Linked DNA regions of Mus musculus: region 2 is linked to region 1. The links are chromatin loops, found by intact Hi-C in ENCODE. Cell type or tissue: heart. All regions are shown on one strand. Each heading gives the region's core, and the rest is flanking DNA. Links, peaks and the distances in the headings are about the cores only.

Region 1 (9,609 bases), core at 1,610-9,609:
CAAAAATGAAAATACAAGTCCTTTTTTGTTGTTCTCTCTCTTCCCAATATAATCCCAAATAATAAAAGTCCCTCTACCCCATTATTCACCACCCTCCAATATACCCAAACCTTCCACCCAGGCCCTTCCCTACCCACTTCATTCACAACTCACCTCTGAGCCCACCTCCTTCAGGAAGCCTTCCCCGATTAAGGAAGCCAGGGTAAGGACTCCTTTCTCCCTCAGACACCACCAAACCAGCAAACCACCCCCGCCCTATTCTGGCAGTCCATATACATCGTAACAAACAAAAAATAAAAATAAAATAAAATAAAAAAAGACAAGGGGAAATGTATATGTCTGTCCATCCTGTTGCTTTAGCCTGTCAGCTCCTAGAGGGCAGGGACCGTGTCTTCGGAATGGTCTGTGCAGCGCCTAGCACACCGTGGGCGCTCAATAAATATTAAATTGATTAACCCATCATTCCCTCTCCCTCCATTCCTCATGGACCACCCCTTACCGACTACGAGAAGTATCAGAGGAAGAAGCAGAGTCCGCAGAAGTTGACCGATGAGCTCGACGGCTCTTAGGAGCTGGTGTTGTACTTCGAGACCTGAAGGAAAACCACCACAAAGCTCAGGAGACTGTCATACCTAGCATGAGTTCTCCCAACTAATTTCTTTTTAAAAACAAAATTGGCTTTGGCATCGTGGGCCCTGCCTTTAATCTCAGGACTTGGGAGGCAGTCATGTCAATCTCTATAAGGTGAAGCCAGCTTCATCTAGAGCGTGGACTCTATAATTGAACTACATAAAAAGACCCTCTGTCAAAAAATATTAAAAAAATTTTTAAAATTACATTTAGTTTATTAAGTATGTAAAAGGAAGTCAGAAGACAAGTTATAGGAGTTCACTCTCCCCTTCCAATACGTTAAGTTCCAGTGATAAAACTCTGGTCTTTAGGTTTGATAAAAAGGGCCTTCACTTCCTGAACCAGAGGTAGACCAGGCTGGCCTCTACCTCCTCCCTCTCTCTCCCTCTCTCCCTCTCTCCCTCTCTCTCTCTCTCTCTCTCTCTCTCTCTCTCTCTCTCTCTCTCTCTCTCTCTGGCACAATTATTTTTAATCCTTCCCCAAGGGAAGCATTTTTCTACTTCCCCCAAACACACTTACCGTTTCCTCTTCTTGTCCTTTGATTTGCGTTTGCTCTTTGGAGTAGGAGACCTAGAAAAGAAGGAAATGTTTAAAAAGTAATTTTAAAATAGTAATAAAATCTGAATCTGAAGTGAAATGAAAGTAACAACCCAAGCAAGTATTATTGATAACAAGTAGGTTAAAGATTTGTGCTCTACTAAAAACAAAGGGGGAGGGGGAGATGGACACATCTTACAGACCAAATATAGAGTAAAACAAAGTCATCAAACAGTAACTCACCACTCCCATATACCACTATGTCTCCCCTAAGAACAAAAAGCTTTCTTACCTGTGTTTCCGTTTCTTGGACTCAGATTCTGACCTGTTTGTGAAAAATACAGAAAATCATTATTAACCCACACCTACCCTTCAATTTAAGAGCTACCTCCAATCACCCCCAAGAACTTCCACCTTAGCCAGAGGTGGTGGCTGTATTTCTTTAATCAGCAGAGGTAGAGGTAATAGATCTCTGCCAAATCAGAGGCCAGCCTGGTCTATATTTTGATTTCTAGGACAGCCAAGGCTATGCAAATACCCTGTTGTTTTTAAAAACCAAAACAACAAAAAGAACTTTTTATCTCATACCTGTGCTTCTTCTTCTTTGAACTCTTCTTCCTCTCTCGTCGAGGAGAACTGCTCTCTGACCTGCTAAAATGGGTTCAGAAGCAAGTCATTCTACTTGGCTTTCTTTCTGGCTATAATTCTCAAAAATGCTTCAAAAGCACCAGAAAAATCCAACACCATCAACAGCCACACTTAATTCACTTTTACATTCAATCAGTAAGCATAAAATTCAAATCCAAAATACTGCTTCCTTTTTTGGCTGGGCTACATAATCAATGATTTCCCACTAAGTATACACATTTCCTCTCAGCTGAAACCTAAAAAGTAATTCTGTTCCCTCAACTGTCACTGCAATTTGATTCTCTGCTACCTAAAAGCAAACTCAACTTCTAAAAGTCCAACAACAGGCAGTAACCCCTGGATACTAGTGTAACTCTCCAACCAACTTACCGTCCTCTATCTTTCTTCTTTTTCTTCTTCTTTTGCTTTGGAGTTGGTGAGCGAGAACTGCTGGTCTCTCGAACAAGGCTGAAAAAGGCAAAGAGATTCTAGATACCAAGCAAGACATATTTCTTTAAAACATTTCACCTTAGGGGCTGGAGAGATGGCTCCAGAGGTCCTGAGTTCAATTACCAGCACCCACTCACAATAATGGAATCTGATGCCCTCTTCTGATGCCCTCTTCTGGCATTCAAAATCTATATGCATACAAAGCACTCATATACATTTAAAAAAAAAATCACTCTAATGAATAAATATACTACCCCAATAAATAAATGGAGCAGTTCACTGATAACTTTCACCTTAGGACAACTGCTACACACCAATTTTTTTTGTGCTTGAAAACTTCAGAATTAAAGGATTTAAATTTGCTAGGCAGCGGTGGTACACGCCTTTTATCCCAGTACTAGGAGGACAGAGACAGGTGGATCTCCTAAGTTTAAGGCCAGCCAGGTTCTACAGAGTGAGTTCTAGGACAGCCAGGGCTACAGAGAAAAATCCGGGGGGGGGGGGGGGCGGCTCGGATGTAAATCCTGGGTGTGTGCATCTGTGTGTGTGTTTTATGTTTTAAGGTAGGTCTCACTATATATCCCTGACTGTCCTAGAACTACCTACTGCAGAGCAAGGTGGCCTCAACTCACAGAGATCCACTTGCCTCTGCCCTCAAAATATTGAGATTAAAGTCATGTGTCACCCAGTTTTATTGTTTGTTTTGAGACAAGGTCTTACTATGTAACCCTGGCTATACTGGAACGCAGAGATCTGCCTACATCTGCCTGGAGTACTAGGATCAAAGGCATGTACCACAACACCCAGCTTAAATAATTTTTTAGAAAAGTGAAAATAAGCCAGGCGTACGCCTTTAATCCCAGCACTCGGGAGGCAGAGGCAGGTGGATTTCTGAGTTCCAGGCCAGCCTGGTCTACAGAGTGAGTTCCAGGCCAGCCAGGGCTATATACAGAAAAACCCTGTCTCGAAAAACAAACAAAACAAAAAAGTAAAAATAGGAACTGATAAGCAGTTAAGAGCATAGGCTGCTTTTTGTAGCTAGGGGTCTATTCTCAGCACTAAGGGATGCTGAACCATCTGTTACTCTAGCACCAAGGGAATCCAATGCCCTCTTCTGGCCTCCAGGGGCACCAGGGCATTTTATAAAAGGATACATATAAACAAAAACTCATACATTTTTCTTTTTTAAAATTGACTCCAAAATAACAAAATCTAAGAGTTTGGCAATAAGCCATGGGTCATGGCAAATAAATGCCATTAATCTCAACAGTTAGGAGGCAGAGGCAGATAGATCTCTAATTTAAAGGCCAGCCTGTTCTACATAGTTCTAGGAACAGCTAGAGCTACATAATGATACTGTCTCAAAAAACAAAACAAATAAAAATAAAGTTTGGAAATAGTCTTCTAGTAATAAATATAATAGAATATGTTTAATCCAGGAAGGGATTCAGGCCTTTCTCCTGAGTACCTGTATGGTTTGGGAGGCTCAGGAGCTATTTGTTTAGCTTCTCGAGCACGTCTCTGAGGATCAAAAGAACTGCCATCCACATAGGAGTCACTGATGCCAAAGGCAGCACGGAGTCGTTCATTCTTCTTCTCATTCAGTTCTGCCAACTGATGGGTCTCAGTTACCCTGAAAAGAGCAAAAATCAGAGCCCTAATTTAGAACTTAGTTATAAGGAGGAATTAAACAGTTAGGCTAGGGACTAAGGAAGATGAAGGCAAAACTGAATCCTACCCAGGTAAAGAGAAAAGGCAGCAGTAGCTGTAACTTCATAGATCCCAAAAAAGGAAAAAAGAGAACAACACTCACACTGGTCTCTGCCCTGGGGTTTCTTCCTTGGCCCCAGGGTTCACATCCTTTTCCAGCAACATGAGTCGAAAGGTCGCCACTTTTTCCTGAATTTGCTGTTCTTCGTACCTGAAGGATAAATCCCTTCAAGGTTAAGAGCATGACAGGAGTTTTCCCAAGTCCCAATTTTTAGATGCTTCCTCTTCCAACAGGGTCCTTTTTCCTTCTCCATGCACACAATATTTTGTACTCACTGTCACTCAAATTGTTCCTAAGTTTTCCTCATCTTTCTCCACGACACTCCTTCCTTCTCTACACTATGCTCTCTAGAACAGTGGATTTTAAACATGCTACACAATTCAGGTGCCAAGAGAGGAGGGCTTGCTGGTGGAGTTCCCAGTGCTCCTTCCCAACTTCAATAAGAAAAGATCTTTTATTTCCTGGGACTTCAAGGAAGACAAAATGTATAAAAGGATACCACTGCTCAAAGTTTGAAAACCACTGCTCTAAACAGTTTTCTGCCTGAATGTGCTCCTTTTCCAAAATATCACTTCTCTGACAACTCATGATATCCTCTATTCAAATTCTCTTTCAATCCGATCTTCTGCCTTTGCCACTTCCACAGCCACAATCCTTCAATCCACCTACCTTTCTCCTCCTACCAATAACAACACCTATCAGGTTACCTGGCTCTTCTACCTTATGCTCCTTTCCCACACAGCATGCTTTTGTTCATTCATGTTCCCCTTCCCCTTCATAAATTCAGCTAAGTAATTCAAACCCCCTTACACTGCTATTAATTCTCCAGAAAGTTTCCTTGACATCCCACTATGCACTGACCCATGCCTCTTCTCAATTCTTCAAGCTCATTTTCTTCCTCCCTTACAACTTCTCTAAGACTCTTTCCACCAGCTCTAGTTTCTTTCCACACATCCCACCTAACACCCAAACTAAGCACTCAGTGCTTGGAATCTCCCCACCCATTCCCTCACCCCTGCTCTTCCATCATTTCCTCCAGCTCGAGGCATCGCAGCTCCACGCGCCGCTTGCGCTCGTGGTCCAGGATGTCAGGATTAGGTCGCTTCACCAGGGCAGCCTCCAGGTGCCGCAGTTCCTCCTCTCCCTTGTAGTCAGGCCGCTCACCACGGCGGCCCCGCACCAGGGACAGGTTTCGCTGAACGTAGCCGTTGGTGCCGCTGCCCCGGGGCGTCGGCAGCCCGATCCCGTTGTACATGGCCCTGTGCCCAGGGGGCACCACCGCTCCTGAGGGGGCGCGGGTAGATACCAGTCAGGCTCCTGGCTCCAATCTAACTACTTACCACATCTCCCACATCCCTGGCTCTCTTACTTAGCCCTTAGTACAACACTTAGTCTCACACTGAATCTCCATTAACAAAATGTTTCCTCATTCCACTAGTCTACAAACAAATCCCTCCTTTCATCCTCCCCACACTTCATCCTTTTCACTCAGCATCTACTTACAAGTCCTCACAATGTACTTTCAAATTCTAAGCCATTCTTCTTTTTACTTATATTTCCATTCTCTAAGAAAACAAGAATCTGGGTTCTCTCAAATCTCTTCACACTATCCCTTTACTGTTTGGCCACAATACGCACAAATAGTATCTTCACCAAACACTCTAAATGTAACTACTACAGGTAACCAAATCCTCCAAATACCATAACACACACCATGGATCAGAATCACCTAATAAAAGCCTAAGTCCATTTTCAAAGCCTCCTCCAAGAAAATATTTAAGCTAACTTGAACAAACACAAAATGGATTAAACAGTCCTAGGTATCTAAATAGGCAAACTGGCTAGTTAACATAAACCAAGTGTGCTATGTAGTCTCATACCCAAACCACATGCAAGCAAGCACATCAGAAACACAGAAATCATGGACATACTTCACTTGGGGAAGCTTATACTTCACATGGGGAAGGTGAGCCATCTCTTTGACTCCAAATATTCATAGCTCCTACCAACTACAGTGATTTTATTATTTTAGTTTCCTTCCCAGTAAGGTTTATCACATGGCTTGCAGCTCCTCCAAGTCTGGCTAGCTCTTGTTAAATATTGCCTGTTTTCAACTCAGTCTAAACGCAAATTCGTTCTCTGTTCCAACTGTCCTCATACTTTCTCTACAAATACCTAGAAATGTTCAAATTCCATACCTTTAATGTAAAAGTGTTGACTTTCAATCAATCAATCAATCCCTGTTCTGACACTTCATTGTTTTTCTAAGTCCTGCTTTACTCTCCAATTTAACAGTTTTCCTGTAAGGTTCTACCTTTTCATGGTGTTCCAAGCTCAGCATCACTAAACTCTCAAGCTCCAGTTTTTTGGACTGTATTACTCATTCCCTATTCCCTTCTAACTATGTATGTTTTACTTTTTTCCTCTAACACATTTTCTCCAAAATAGGGTCTCAAACATGGGAAAGAAAACTAGCATCAAAACACACACACAGGGGAAAGCAGAGGTTAGTAAAAGCAGATAGCAGAGATGGAGCTGGGTGAAATAGTACCATATCAATGCCCGGTTTAAAAAAAAAAACAACAACAACAACAAAAAACAAACTGAAGTGTGTTGCCTGGTTCTGGTGGCACTGCCTTTAGTCCCGGCACTTGGGAAGCAAGGCAGGTGGATCTCTTGAGTTCTAGGCCAATCTGGTCTATACAGCAAGTTCCAGAACAACCATGGCTACAAAAAAAAAAAATCCTAGTCTGGGGATGGGGACATGTCACCAAAGTGCGGGGGGGGGGGGGGGGGAATCAAGGAAGATGCTGAATGTAAAGCAAACACCCAGATGCACTTTTGCCCCATTTCATCCTCAAGCCTAACATAAGTCCTACTCAATCTCAACAGTTAACACAAGAGGAAACTAAAAGCAAGAAAGGTAAATCTAGGAGAGACAACAAGAGTAAGAGATAAGGCTAAATCTAAGAAATGCAAAACCTTTTTTACAGCCCCCCCCCTCTAATGTTTCTGTAGTACCTTCTAACAACCACTCTTGATAGTCTTGGAAAAAGAAAAACCAATCCTTCCTCACTCTAAATCTAGGGCTTATATTGCTTTCTCACCTAACAGTCCTTCTAACCACTCATATTTTCACCATTTCACACAAAAATCCTCCCACACCCTACCTGAAGAATGAAAGCTAAGCAAAAAGTATTAGAGTCACAGTTTTGGAGAATTTTCAGAGACGAGCTAAAGGGGGAGGGGGGACTTACATACCAGCAGCCAAAAACAATGCTTGAAACACTAAAAGGGAAACCACAACTACCAAAACCAGGAAGTATTTAAAACAGGAGCCCAAAGCATGCAAGCCTCTCCAAGAACAAATTGCCGGCAAGGGAGGAAAACTTATCAGAATGCCAAAATACAAAGAGGTAGAAAATTAGCAAACTAAGATATTCAAGAAACAGCGACCGAGAGAACAGCAATGATCAAGGAAAAGGACGCTGAGTAAAAAATACAGAGAACTCAGAGCTGAGACACTACTGACTGCATAGGCACCATGAAACATACAAGCTACAGTATACATCCAGGCCTAGGCCCCACTCCCACGGAAAAAGGCAATAGTTTCCTTTTGAATCCACAATTAAGAGACATCTTAAAAGAACTGTAAGATGGAAACAGCAAGGAAGAACGTCATCACCAAGTAATGGCTGACTGAAGCCAGGCTATTAAGTCAAGAATTTTTTCCCCATCGAAAAGCTCTAAAAGGCTTAGCTTTAATATTTGAGGAGACCTTTTTAAAAACAGGGTAGGAGCCGGGTGTGGAGGCAGAGGCAGACGGATTTCTGAGTTCGAGGCCAGCCTGGTCTACAGAGTGAGTTCCAGGACAGCCAGAGAAACCCTGTCTCCGGGGAAAAAAAAAACAAAAAACAAAAACCAGGGTAGGAGCCAGACATGGTGTCTCATGCCTTTGATCCCACAGAGGCAGGCAGATTTCTTGAGTTCAATGCTAGCCTGATCTACACGGTTAGTGCCAGACCAACCAAGACTATTTAGAGGCCCTAGCTCATAAAACCAAACCGTAAAAAAGAAATAAAATAACAGGGTTGAAAGGAGCACATTGGTCTTCCTTATACACGCAGGCTGAATACTTTCGCGGTTTTATTATCCTCACTTTTTAAGACTTGGGGATCCCCCACCCCCACGCACACACTCACAGCCTCTGATACTAACGAGGACGAACGGTTTAAATCCTGGCCTCCGAAAGTTCAAGGCCTCCTCCCGCCGCCCACTGGGCAGCCCAGCTTATTTTCGGCCTCGAGGAGGGGGGAGGGGGCCACGCGGCGCCCCGCGGTCTGGGCGGCTCTGGCCGTTTCTCAGGCCCCTAGCAGGGCCCGTGGACCCACGCCGGAGCCGATCGAGGAGAGGTACCAGCAGGTCCGAAGCTCGGGCGGGGGACAAGTACCTCCGCTGCCGCCCTCTCCCCGCCCCCTAAAAGACCGAAGAGGACGACCGCGGAACGACGGCCTCCTCAGCCCCAGGTAGAGCAAAGGAGAGAAGCAGAGCCTCGCGCAATGCTGTCTCACCGGGGGCGCGCGGACGAGACCAGGCGGCCGCGCGCGCCGCGGCCGTGTGGGGGAGGGGCGGAGGAGTTGAAGGCCGCGCGTCCCAGGAACCGCGGGAGGGGGAGGGGAGGAAGGGAAGGCGACCGCGCCGGCCGAGGCGACGAGCACGCGTGCGCGCGGCGGCCTGGGCCGTTCTCCCCGCGCTCTAGCCTCCGGCCCAGCCCGCCGCCCCTCCCCCACCCGGCTAGCGCGCTCCCTTTCTCTCACCCGCCGCCGCCGCCTCCGGCCGCCGACTGTCAAACAGGGAGGTCCCGCCGCAGCTGCTGCTTAAGTTTTCGTATCCCTCGGAGCCTGAAGCCGCCGCCTCGTCGGTCCGCCCGCCTCAGCCGCCGCCGCCGCCGCCTCCTCGCTTCCTCAGGGGCCGCAGCGGGCTTCGACTGCGCCACTCGCACCCCGCCTGGGCAGCGTTGCGCGTCAGCACGACCTAGTGCGTCAGCACGCAATCATGAGAGCCGCTGGGCCCTCTGGGAACCGTAGTGCGTCGTGCGCAGGCGTTGAAGCCACAAGGAGGACCTTAGGCGAAGGGACGTGCTACTGAAAAGTCGAAAAACCCCGAGTCCCGTCGGGCACTGCGGGGAAAGGCGTGGCTCCGTACCGAAGCTGCAAGGTCGGCTGAAAAAAAACTTCTGTAGGAGGGGGGAGGGGCGCGGGGGCCGCAACCCACAACACCCGGGAGTAGCTCAGACGCACGCCTTCCGCGCACAGAGTTCTGGGAGCTGTAGTTCGGTTTTAGAGAGAAAACGCGTAAGACTCCTCCGCTAGGCAGGGTCGCCATTTTATGTGACCGTGTTGGGTGGCAGTGGCTCAGCAGCTTTACCTAGTCACTGTGACCATGGTTTTCTTTAATGTGTACGAGGCCCCACAGCACCGAGTCTTCTTCGCAGGAAGAGGTGCTTCAGAGTCAAGCCACCTGACAGCTCTGGAGCCACTTGAACCCGGCTTCTGGCCCAGTATCCGGTGCTTTCCACAGTTTCCACCTCTGTA
Region 2 (9,847 bases), core at 1,098-9,097, 58 kb after region 1:
CTCTGCCCTGCTCTGCTCTCCAGGCCTCAGCACCATCTGCTTTCAGAGCACACTGCCTTGCTCAGAGCTTTCCAGTGGGCGTGATCCCGTGTGCGCTCCATGAAGTTCAGCAAAATGCAGTCACCCCAAGCCAGGATATGTGCAGGAACTTCTTGCCACCCTCTGAAGACAGTGCAAGTCACAGCAGGGTTTGTTTTGCTTTGTGGCATCTTTTAGGGGCAGGTGTGAGGCCTGCCTGCTCTTTAGTCTCTTGCTGCTTGCTAAGGCTCACCCAGCTCTGACTGTGGCAGAGCGGAACAGGCTAAAGGCTTCGCTCTACCTCCCTGGCAGACTTGGCACCCTGCGTTCTTTCCCAACTTAAACCTGTGTCCACAGTTCTTGGGAGCCAGCCCAGATGTCAGGAGGAGGTGACACCATGTAGGCATGCTCTAGTGGCAGCGGCACCACTGAGGGTTGCTCACCTGGTGTCGCATGATGCACCAGGTCAGTTAGATGGCATCAAAGCCACCTCCTGTAGAAGAGTTTAGCAGGACTCAGGAGCCATGCCAGCAGTGGCACTCTAATGTCCCCAGGAACGGCAGAATTTCCTGCGTGCTGCACCCTGGCCAGAGCTGTCCTCATCATGTCATAGAGCTGCATGCTCCTCTCCCTTAGCAAACAAGCCGTGGAACAGCCACCCCTGTGGGATAGTAATGGCCTGGTGCCTGCCGCTGTCTTCTGCTCATCTGATTCCCTCAATAAACCCTGTGTAGTCTCATGGTACAGAGCTGCTGTGTGTCAGTAATAGTCTGCGCTGCCACAAACCACATACCGCCTGCCAAGTGCTGGGGACATTGTGGATTTGGTTGGTAACTCATGGGCAATGGTGTTTGCTTGGCCTAGATCAAGACTTGGAGGGGACCTGCTGAGGAGCTATCCCCAGCCCTGGGGAAGGCTTGAAGAGTGGGCCATGTACTACCTCTCAGCTTGAGTTCTTCTGAGCTCATGAGAATGAGTTATAGTGAGCCACAAATGGAAGCAGTGCCCCAAGTGAGCCACAAATGGAAGCGGTACCCCAAGTGAGAGCCACAGATGAAAGTGGTATCCCAAGCAAAGGCCAGGTTTGCCTCTTGAGACGCTGGGCACCTCCTGGGCAGGCAACTCCCCACTTTTCATCTTCGTCATTAACTGGCTCTGATTACCAGCCATCCTGGGCCTCCACCTGAGATTTGTCTCCAGTCAAAAAAAGACAGTCTGAAGGCTGGGGAAACGGCCCACTTAGTAAAGTGCTTACTACATAGCTATAAGGACCTGAGTCAGATTCCCAGCACCTCTGGGGCACATGTCTGTAATCTCAGCACCAGGTAGAGAGAAAGGATTTCAAGTAAAAACTCGATGGTGGGGTTTGATTTGGGTTTATGAAACATGGTTTCTCTGTGTAGTCCTCCTTCTAGGTAGCTGTCCTGAAACTTACTCTGTAGACCAACCTGGCCTAAAACTGAAATCCACCTACCTCTGCCTCCTGAGAGCTGGCGTTAAGGATGTGCCACCACTGCCCAGCAACTGTGGGATTTAATATACATTTCCATCCCTCTACTTCCATCTCACCTGGAGACCAACTACTCACCTTGCAACGGGAGGCTTCCACACCCACTTCTCCTCAGGCCCCTCCTCAGCCCGCCAGTGCAGACTCCACAGTTCCTGCCATGGGGTCCTCTCCCTGGCTGTGTGTGTCAGGTGTGATTACCTCACTTAAGGACCAGACACCAGAGATGTACTTAAGGATGTCTCCAGGGCCCACTTGGTCTTTAGGCCTTCCTCCACTTGCCTCAGCCTACAGCCTCTTGCTCGGGAAGATATCCAGTACTCCAGGGAGACCAATCTTGTTCTTATTCTGCAGGACTGTAATAGACTCAGTGTGACCTTCCTGACCATGGCAGAGGCCCCTGCCAAACAGGAGGGTATTAGAGGCTTGGCACGCTTTCCTGCAGCCCTAGACACTTGTGCCCTGTCCACGCTGGTCTCACTCCACACTGCCCCCAAGCCCACCAGCCTGTCCTGTCCAACACACACTACTGCTTTGAACAATTTACCAAGATCAGCTGCCAAACACTCCCTGTTATTAGCTCATGCCTTTGGTGAACCAGGTCTCTGGGAGGTCTGAACAGTGTCCTTTGCCTGGAGGCACACACAGCTTCAATCAAAGTGGCAGCCCCTAACTAAGGCTGGTAGCTCATCCTCTCCTGTGCAGCTATGGGCAGAAATCTAGACTCCAGACAGTTCACTGGCCAAATCAGGCCCTCTAGGTTCATCACCAGCATCTTTTTTGTTTGTTTTTTGTTTTTGTTTTTGTTTTTGTTTTTTTTGTTTTTGAGAATCAAGGTCTCAAATTCTATGTGCCTATAGTCCCAGTACTCAGGGAATCAAGGTATGAGGATCTCAGATGAGGCCCGATGGGGCTACCTAACAATTTGCACGCCTGCCTGAGCTACATAGCAGACCCCACTGAGAGTTAAGGCCAGGCAGTGCTTTGTTATCCAGGCTGACCTTGAGTCCTAGACCCAAGTCATTCTGCTGCCTCAACCTGCCACATTTAGCTTAGACCACAGGCATGCACCAGTGTTCCTGTCCCCATCTCTTACTTAACTCAGAGACAGTTTAATTAATTAGAGACTATAATTAATCTGCATCAATCCCTCCACCATCTCCACACAGTGTGACATAGTCAGAGAAGAGTGTTGGTGCATGCAGGGTTACGTCTACACTCCAGAGAACTGGCTGGTGAGCCTGTGCATCAGCAGGGGCAGGAATCACTTTCAGATTCGACTTGCCATGGCCTAACTAACCTGCCATTACTAATTCACCCTCCCTGACCCAGGGAAGCTCAGCAAAAAAATAATGAGGTGATCCTGGGTGATCTCAGGAGTCCAGGTCACAGTGGACACAGGGGGCCTGCAGCAGTGTCCTGACCCAGAAAGTTCCACAGGCTTACTGCTCACCAGCCAGGGACCCCTGATGTGCTTCAGTAGGCCCTGCCTTCTCTGGTGCCTGGGCTCAGCCAAGAGAACTCAGGGACTACAAAGGGTGAGATTGCAGTGGCCCTTGCCATGGTCCCAGGAAGGAGCCAGCTGGGACATGAGACCCCAAAGCTCTGCCTGGGCAATGACAGAGATTTGGGGAGTGGAGGTCAGACATAGCTTCCTCTGCCTGCTGAGACATTCATTGGCCACTCGCGAGGGCCTTGTGCTTTTGCTTCTAGTCCATGGCTCCCCTTTGGGTCACAGTGTCACCCCTACCGCACCCCCAGAGGAACAGGCTACTGCTAAGATGGAGTAACCAGGGCCTTGACTTCTTGAGGTGACTCTGGGGAGAGAAAGCCTTGATGCCACAACCCAGAGACAACAGACAGTTCTGCTAGTGTGTCCCCTCCCTCATGCCTGACACCCGAGGGATGAGGATCCAGCCCTCACCCCACATTACCCTCCTCCCATGGATTCAATCCTTCATCCACATTAACAGGTGCAGGGTGCTTGGCCAATACCACGACCTCCTCTGAAACACGGAGGTCTCTTCAGACCCAAAGCCGAGGGGCTGTCCTGGTACCAGTAGGGTCTTCAGAGGGACAGTAGGGAAGGCTGTAGAGGGCCATGAGGCTCTGAAGAGAGGGTCGCCAGCTGGCCCTGACCCGGGCTGTGGATGAAGACAAGCTGTAGCTCTCTCCAGTTTGAGGACACCTCCAGCCCTCATGGCAAGGGCTGCTGGCATCTGGACCTCCAGGCCTGGGCACAGAGAGAGTCATGAGAAAGAGAGGAGAAGGTTCTAAGGAGATGGCTGTGGGCAGAGGCATGGAGTCAGGAGAAGGAAGGTACCTCTTTGAGACAATGGTAAGCCAACGCCAGGAGGGCCAGGAGGGCCAGGACACCAGCAGCAACTGGGACCCCCACAGGCATTTGCAGCTCCCAGCTGGTGCCGTAATTTTCCTGCGGAAAGAGAAGACAGAGTCAGAGGTCTGGGGAAGCAGGACGAGAGAATGGGCAGGATACAGTTCCTACCTTTCTGCTCCAAACCAGCGGACTCTGAAACCAAGTCATGGTGGTTCCTCACCAACTACTGTTGGGTCTCCAGGATCTTCTTCCCAGAGGTCCCCACACCCCTGACACCCCCTCAAGTCAGTCAGTGTAGCAACCACCAGGCGAAGTCTGATTGCAAATGACTGGACAGGGCCTTTCTGTTTAGCCATCTCATCCTTCGAAAGTGAAACCTTTCCTTCCCAGGCCTCCTGTGAGGGAGGGGCAACGAAGAACCAGCATAACCCATAGCCCCAGGTCAGTAGCCGCCCTTCCTGAGAGGCCCCTCCAGAAGAATTTTATGGCTGGAGCAGACAAACTGACTCCACCTCTCAGAATTACCAACCTAGTCCAGAATGGCAAATTCCAATAAATCACCGAGAGTTCTCTGGAAACAGTTCTCTAGCACCCCCTAGAGGCTGGAGGCAGATGTAAATAGCAAAGGTAGCTACCCTCTGTGCCTCCCAGAGGCAAGACTTGCAAAACTGCTGGACACATATTTCCCCAACTGTGGCATCCCAGTAGGGAAACTGAGGCAGAGGAAGCTCAAGAAATTTAGATGAACAAAGTCATGGGTATCCATGGCTGAGTGTTCCCTAGCCCCGACAGGCTGTGAGCACTTATGACAAGCCAGCAGCAGCTTATGTTACAATGAAGGTGAGTGTGGGACTGGTGATATGGCTCAGCGGGTAAGAGCACTGACTGCCCTTCTGAAGTTCCTGATTTCAAATCCCAGCAACCACATGGTGGCTCACAACCACCCGACAAAGGGATCTGACGACAGCTACAGTGAGTGTACTTATGTATAATAATAAAAGTCTTTGGGCTGGAGCGAGCAGGAACTGAGTGATCAGAGTTGACTGGAGCAGACAGAGGTCCTAAAAATTCAATTCCCAACAACCATATGATGGCTCACAGTCATCTGTTCGGCTACAGTGTACCCATATACATAAAATAAATAAATCTTTTTAAAAAAAAAAAAGGTGAGCGTCGTACACTGAGGCAGCCGAGGCAGCCCTCTCACTTCTCACTGAAGTACACTGAGGCAGCCCTCTCTCTCACAGTTGGCCAGGTGGTGGTGCAGACAGAGGAAACGGACATGGTATAGCAGTAGGCTTTTGAGACCCAAAGCATCAAATGGCACCTACACAACGTCTTACTTATGACCTATGACCAAGGAAGGTGTGATTCAGAGAGGAAGGTGTAATTATCGGGAAGTGAGAAAGACAAGCAGACTCTGAGGTGGGGGAGGGGAAGTGTGAAAGCAGGCATGCATGCAGAACACCACGTGCCACCGCTGAGAGACCCGGATATCCAACTGAGAATTGTGGGGTTCCTTTTGCTGAGTCTGCATTGGCATCTACCCTCACTCTGATGGGCTCAAATGCACCCTGGGAAATGTCCTGGGGTAATGCCACCCAATGTCTCTCTCTACACACACACACACACACACACACCTTGAGCTGGACAAACCTGATATCATGTGCTTCCAAGGAAATACAAGCAAAGGCCACCCACCCTCATGTCCAAGTTTTCTGTTCTTGTCTCTCTGCTGTCGCCACATAACAAGTATGTGCAGGTAGTGACAGATCAGGAAGCTTCTTTGTTCACCAGGGTCAGGGTCTTAGGCACTGTGACCCTATACTAACTTTCAGTACTTTGGTTTCTCCAGCTGTGAAAAAGCTCTCCCAGGGAGCCTGCAGTGGGATCGCAGCTCTCAGTGGAGGTGTGGGGAAAGTAATGGGACTTATGGTCCTGGACAAAGAGAACTAGAAGGTGGGCATGGTGGCCAACACTTTTAATTCTGTCATGCAGGGGGCAGAGGCAGGGGAATACTGTGAGTTCCAGTCCAACATGGTCTATTATGGCAAGCTCTAGTCCAGCAGGGCTACAAGTAAGACCCTGTCTAAAAATATATAATTTTTTTTTCTAAAGAGAGAGCTGTTGGGTGTGGTGGCACACGCCTTTAATCCCAGCACTCGGGAGGCAGAGGCAGGTGGATTTCTGAGTTCAAAGCCAGCCTGGTCTACAAAGTGAGTTCCAGGACAGTCAGGGATACACAGAGAAACCCTGACTGGAAAAAAATAAAAAAATAAATAAAAACAAAAAGAAAGAAAGAAAGAAAGAAAGAACAAGAGAAAGAAAGAGAGAGAGAGAGAGAGAGAGAGAGAGAGCTACCTGGTGTCCCTCCCTAGCCACATGGTTCTGTGGAGTTAGAGAACCCCAAAGATGTGATAGGAACAACGGTGTCAGTGCCCAGCACCTAGAGCAGACTCTACTTGAAACCAGGCTCCAACACTGACTAGCTAGTGAGCCCATAGTTGCCAAAGGCCTCTGAGCCCCAGTTCATGGACCTGCAGAATGGGGAGGTGCAAATGTTCCCCTAGGGCCATGGGAATGCTGACAAGCTGCTGCCTGCACAGGGCTGAGTGTGGAATGCTGGGGAAGTGTGTGTGTTAGTGGTGCGGGGCATGTGGCCTGTCTTACTTTTCAAAGGTTCCTCAGCCACCCCAGACTGGAACTTGTGGCAGGAACACACTTCCTCTTTCCACTCAGTGTCCCCAGCCTGGTAACTGAATACCATCTCTCTCCCTTGTCCCTTTGCAGGAGACAGGACTGGGCAGATCCATCCTAAACTCTGGAGAGTTGTTTTAAGGCCCACTGTTCGTTGGCCAACTCTGCCATGCATGAGATCATGGACATTCACTTGTGTTCTTCGCTTCTTCCTCCACTGGACTGACCCTCACATAAAACGTGAGGGGAAAACTACAGAGCTTCAACATTCATTTTTGCCCTCCGGTGGAAAGGGAAGGACAGACAGGTCTTCTTGGAGTGTCCTTGTTAGATATCTGGAGGGCTCTGGTAGAGTCAGTACAAGAGGGGGACTCCCGGCTGGATCCTCATCTTGGCTGCTGAGCGAGCTGCCAGAGGAGGCGCCACTCACTAGCCTACAACCTAAAGCAAGTCCGTCTCCTTGGAATACCCCACCTCTATCGCACTCCCTCCACCCCCTCGCAACTTGTGGTAGCCCCAAGAACCTTCGCATGGGGCGCCAGCTACACAACTGTAGGGCTCCCACAGCTAATCTTTGATCTCTGCCACGTACACTTGGGCCTCTCAGAATGCTCCCTGTGAATCTTGTTTCTCCATCTGCTTCAGGACGTGTGTTAGGTGGCAAACGCTCTCAGGACGGTCAGAGCTGGGTCAAGTCAACCTGGGTCCAAGGTATACAGAGGTTAGTTAGTAAAGGGTGGGCAGGCTGGTCTGATGGGCAAGGGGTCTGGACAGGGTAGGGCTGCCTAGAGTCCCCCACCCCCCCATCTCCCTCCCCGGGTCCCCGCCCCCGCCCTCCCACGCACCTGCGCTGGCCTCCCCCCAAGCCCCGGGGCAGCACTGGGAGATCAGAGGACTCGGAGGAGTCGGGCTCAGGGGGAGGGGGCGGGGAATTTCCCCCCACGCTTGCCTGGGCCTGCTCCCCTCCCCCTCCCCTCCAGGTGGGGGGCACCGCTTGGGGAATTCCGCCAAGGCAAGGCTCCGGAGAGCCTGGGCTGGGGTCCTAGGGAGTGGAAGAAATGGAAACGGGAGAGGGGGCGGGCTGGAACCGGGGGCGCAGCTGCCTTCCTCCCCAGACACCAGCTGCCCCTGCCTGTCGTGGACTAAGCGTCCACGATTCCTGTCTGTCTCCCGCGATCAGGGTCAGGGAGTGGCGTTTTCTTATTCAAGCCAGCCGCGGCGGGACCTGGGGAGACAGAAGCGTGAGGATTCCGGGAAAATGTGCGTGTGAGCGTCTTACAATGAATGAATGGATTGAATGGGAGCGCGCGCGCACTTAAATCTGGGTGCCTGTGTCCTTTTGACTGGGTGCAGTCGTGGGAGGGAGCCCTGTAACTCTCCCGTTAGGGTCCTCTAGAGGTCTGTTAACCTGGTATGTGTCCCTCCATACTCTCCCAATAGAACCCACACCGACCATGGAAAAGAAAGAAGAAAGGGTGGGAGGCATGTGTTGGGACGGTGGGGGTCCCGGGGATCAGGCGTGGGAGGCGTCTGGACCTGCTGCCTGCGCTGCAGTCGCAGGCGGGGCTTCCAGCCTTCCCTAGGGGGTGTGGGACAAGAGGGGAGGGACTTGTAGGGACACAAGGGGGGCAGGAGGCAGTGCTTTAGAAACCTGGGTGAGGGAGTCTCAAGGTGCAAGGCACAGTTCGATGGGGTGAGTGTGGGGACCCAGGCAGGACCCAGAGCTAGAAAGCCGAGCCTGAAGTCACCTCCGGCCAGATACCTTCCCTAGAGACCCCTGAAGAGCGACAGCCGGGTAGAGATCCCGGGAAGGTATTTCCTGGTCTCAGACCGGCAGCGCCAACAAAAGTAAGATCAGGACTGACGATCAAAGGACAACGCCCCCTGCTCCTCAGGTCACCTGGGAGATCCTAGACCCCGTGGGTGTCCCAGGCCGTGTTCCGTCCAAGGCACCATCTCTTTGATTAGGGAAGATGGGGACACCACATCTGCAGGGCTTCCTCCTCCTCTTCCCATTGCTGCTGCGGCTGCACGGGGCCTCAGCAGGGAGCCTGCACAGTCCAGGTGAGTAAGGCAAGGTGGCCAGGCCAAAGTCACTGCTCTCTCCTGGGCCCCAGGGAAGGGGTCCCAAAGCTGGAGAGGCGGGACAGCAGGTGGGTGGAGCAGTTGAGCAACCCGAAGGCCCCCTCGGGGATGGGAACTGGGGAGTACTGGCTGGGACCAGGCTTGAGGAGGCCCAGTGGGTGTCCAGACTTCTCCAGATCCCGCGGTTGCCGGGCAGGCTTGTCCGAATGCTTCCAGGTGAACGGCGCTGACTACCGAGGCCACCAGAACTACACCGGCCCACGCGGAGCTGGACGCCCTTGTCTTTTCTGGGACCAGACACAGCAGCACAGCTACAGCAGCGCCAGCGACCCTCAGGGCCGCTGGGGGTTGGGTGCGCATAACTTCTGTAGGTGAGGAGGGGGGTTCTGGGGTGGGTGGGTGGGTGGGAGGGTGCGCTTCAGCAAGGCTGGACCAGTGGTGGCAGGAGGAGGGACAGAGAGGCGTCTGCTCTGGCCTGGTACAGTACCCTCAGAAAGATTTAAGGTGGGCCCTATCTCAAACGAGGTTCGCAAGGTTTGCAAAAACCCGGCTTTTAAAGATATGTGACCGTTTTTTCTGCAAAGCCAGTCAGAGCCAGCACAAAGGCTTACACCCTCAAGAGGCCCTGGGATGCCTTGTCTGGTTGGATCCGCCCCCTGGAATGATTTGACTGGCTCTGCCCTACTTGCTTGAGCAACTTCTACAATCCTTCATATGAGGAGTTCAAAGACACAGCTTTCGTTTGGAGCATTATCAGTCAGGGGCTGGAAAGGGGGCCACTTTTTTGCCCAGCCATAAAGCTTAGGGCTTACGATTTGCACCAGCTGTATGCAAGAGAGTAGTGAGGACCCATTGAAGTCAGGTCAAGTCTAACAACCAGAACAAAACAAAACAAAACAAAAACCTTTCAGGCTCTTATAGAGCCTTTCCTCCTCTTGGAAAAGTCAGCATCCCGGAGCAGGTGGGTGGAGAATGTACTGACAAGAGAGGAACCGGCTCTCTCGGTGGCCACACAGCATAGACCATAGGCCAGAGAGTGGCCTTCTCACTATCTCCCTCCGGACCACAGGAACCCAGACGGTGATGTGCAGCCCTGGTGCTACGTGGCAGAGACAGAAGAGGGCATCTACTGGCGCTACTGTGATATCCCCACATGTCACAGTGAGTAAAGTCAAGAGCCCACCCAGCCGGAGGGTCACTCA

The links. Peaks named below come from ENCODE experiments on the same cell type or tissue, not always from the same donor. Only the 100,000 strongest peaks of a DNase experiment are listed, where the experiment ranks them.
Region 2: a loop joins it to region 1, with 1.9 times the contacts of the local background. A loop is called at or near these places in 5 of 42 quality-filtered maps.

What each region holds. Positions count from the first base shown.
Region 1 is chr17:23,802,622-23,812,230 of GRCm38, reverse strand. It overlaps Srrm2 (serine/arginine repetitive matrix 2), which reads right to left and starts at 9,006. Exons shown (of 15, transcript NM_001368687.1): 1 at 8,833-9,006; 2 at 5,029-5,299; 3 at 4,058-4,165; 4 at 3,713-3,877; 5 at 2,185-2,262; 6 at 1,756-1,818; 7 at 1,460-1,492; 8 at 1,150-1,200; 9 at 500-592. The coding sequence starts at 5,270. Gm52285 (a long non-coding RNA gene) reads left to right here and starts at 8,459. Exons shown (of 2, transcript XR_003952234.1): 1 at 8,459-8,541. In heart, for the core only: CTCF peaks have their summits at 3,387 (motif pointing left) and 5,134; DNase peaks (open chromatin) are centred at 5,180 and 9,250; H3K4me3 peaks cover 4,109 bases; H3K27ac peaks cover 2,470 bases.
Region 2 is chr17:23,743,712-23,753,558 of GRCm38, reverse strand. Kremen2 (kringle containing transmembrane protein 2) reads left to right here and starts at 7,730. Exons shown (of 10, transcript NM_028416.2): 1 at 7,730-7,820; 2 at 8,456-8,624; 3 at 8,842-9,016; 4 at 9,715-9,806. The coding sequence starts at 8,534. It overlaps 9530082P21Rik (RIKEN cDNA 9530082P21 gene), which reads right to left and starts at 4,323. Exons shown (of 3, transcript NR_015472.2): 1 at 3,849-4,323; 2 at 3,460-3,758; 3 at 1-1,881. It overlaps Flywch1 (FLYWCH-type zinc finger 1), which reads left to right. Exons shown (of 8, transcript NM_001357994.1): 8 at 1-764. In heart, for the core only: CTCF peaks have their summits at 4,467 (motif pointing left) and 6,977; DNase peaks (open chromatin) are centred at 3,588, 4,338, 7,048 and 8,718; H3K4me3 peaks cover 2,648 bases; H3K27me3 peaks cover 4,131 bases.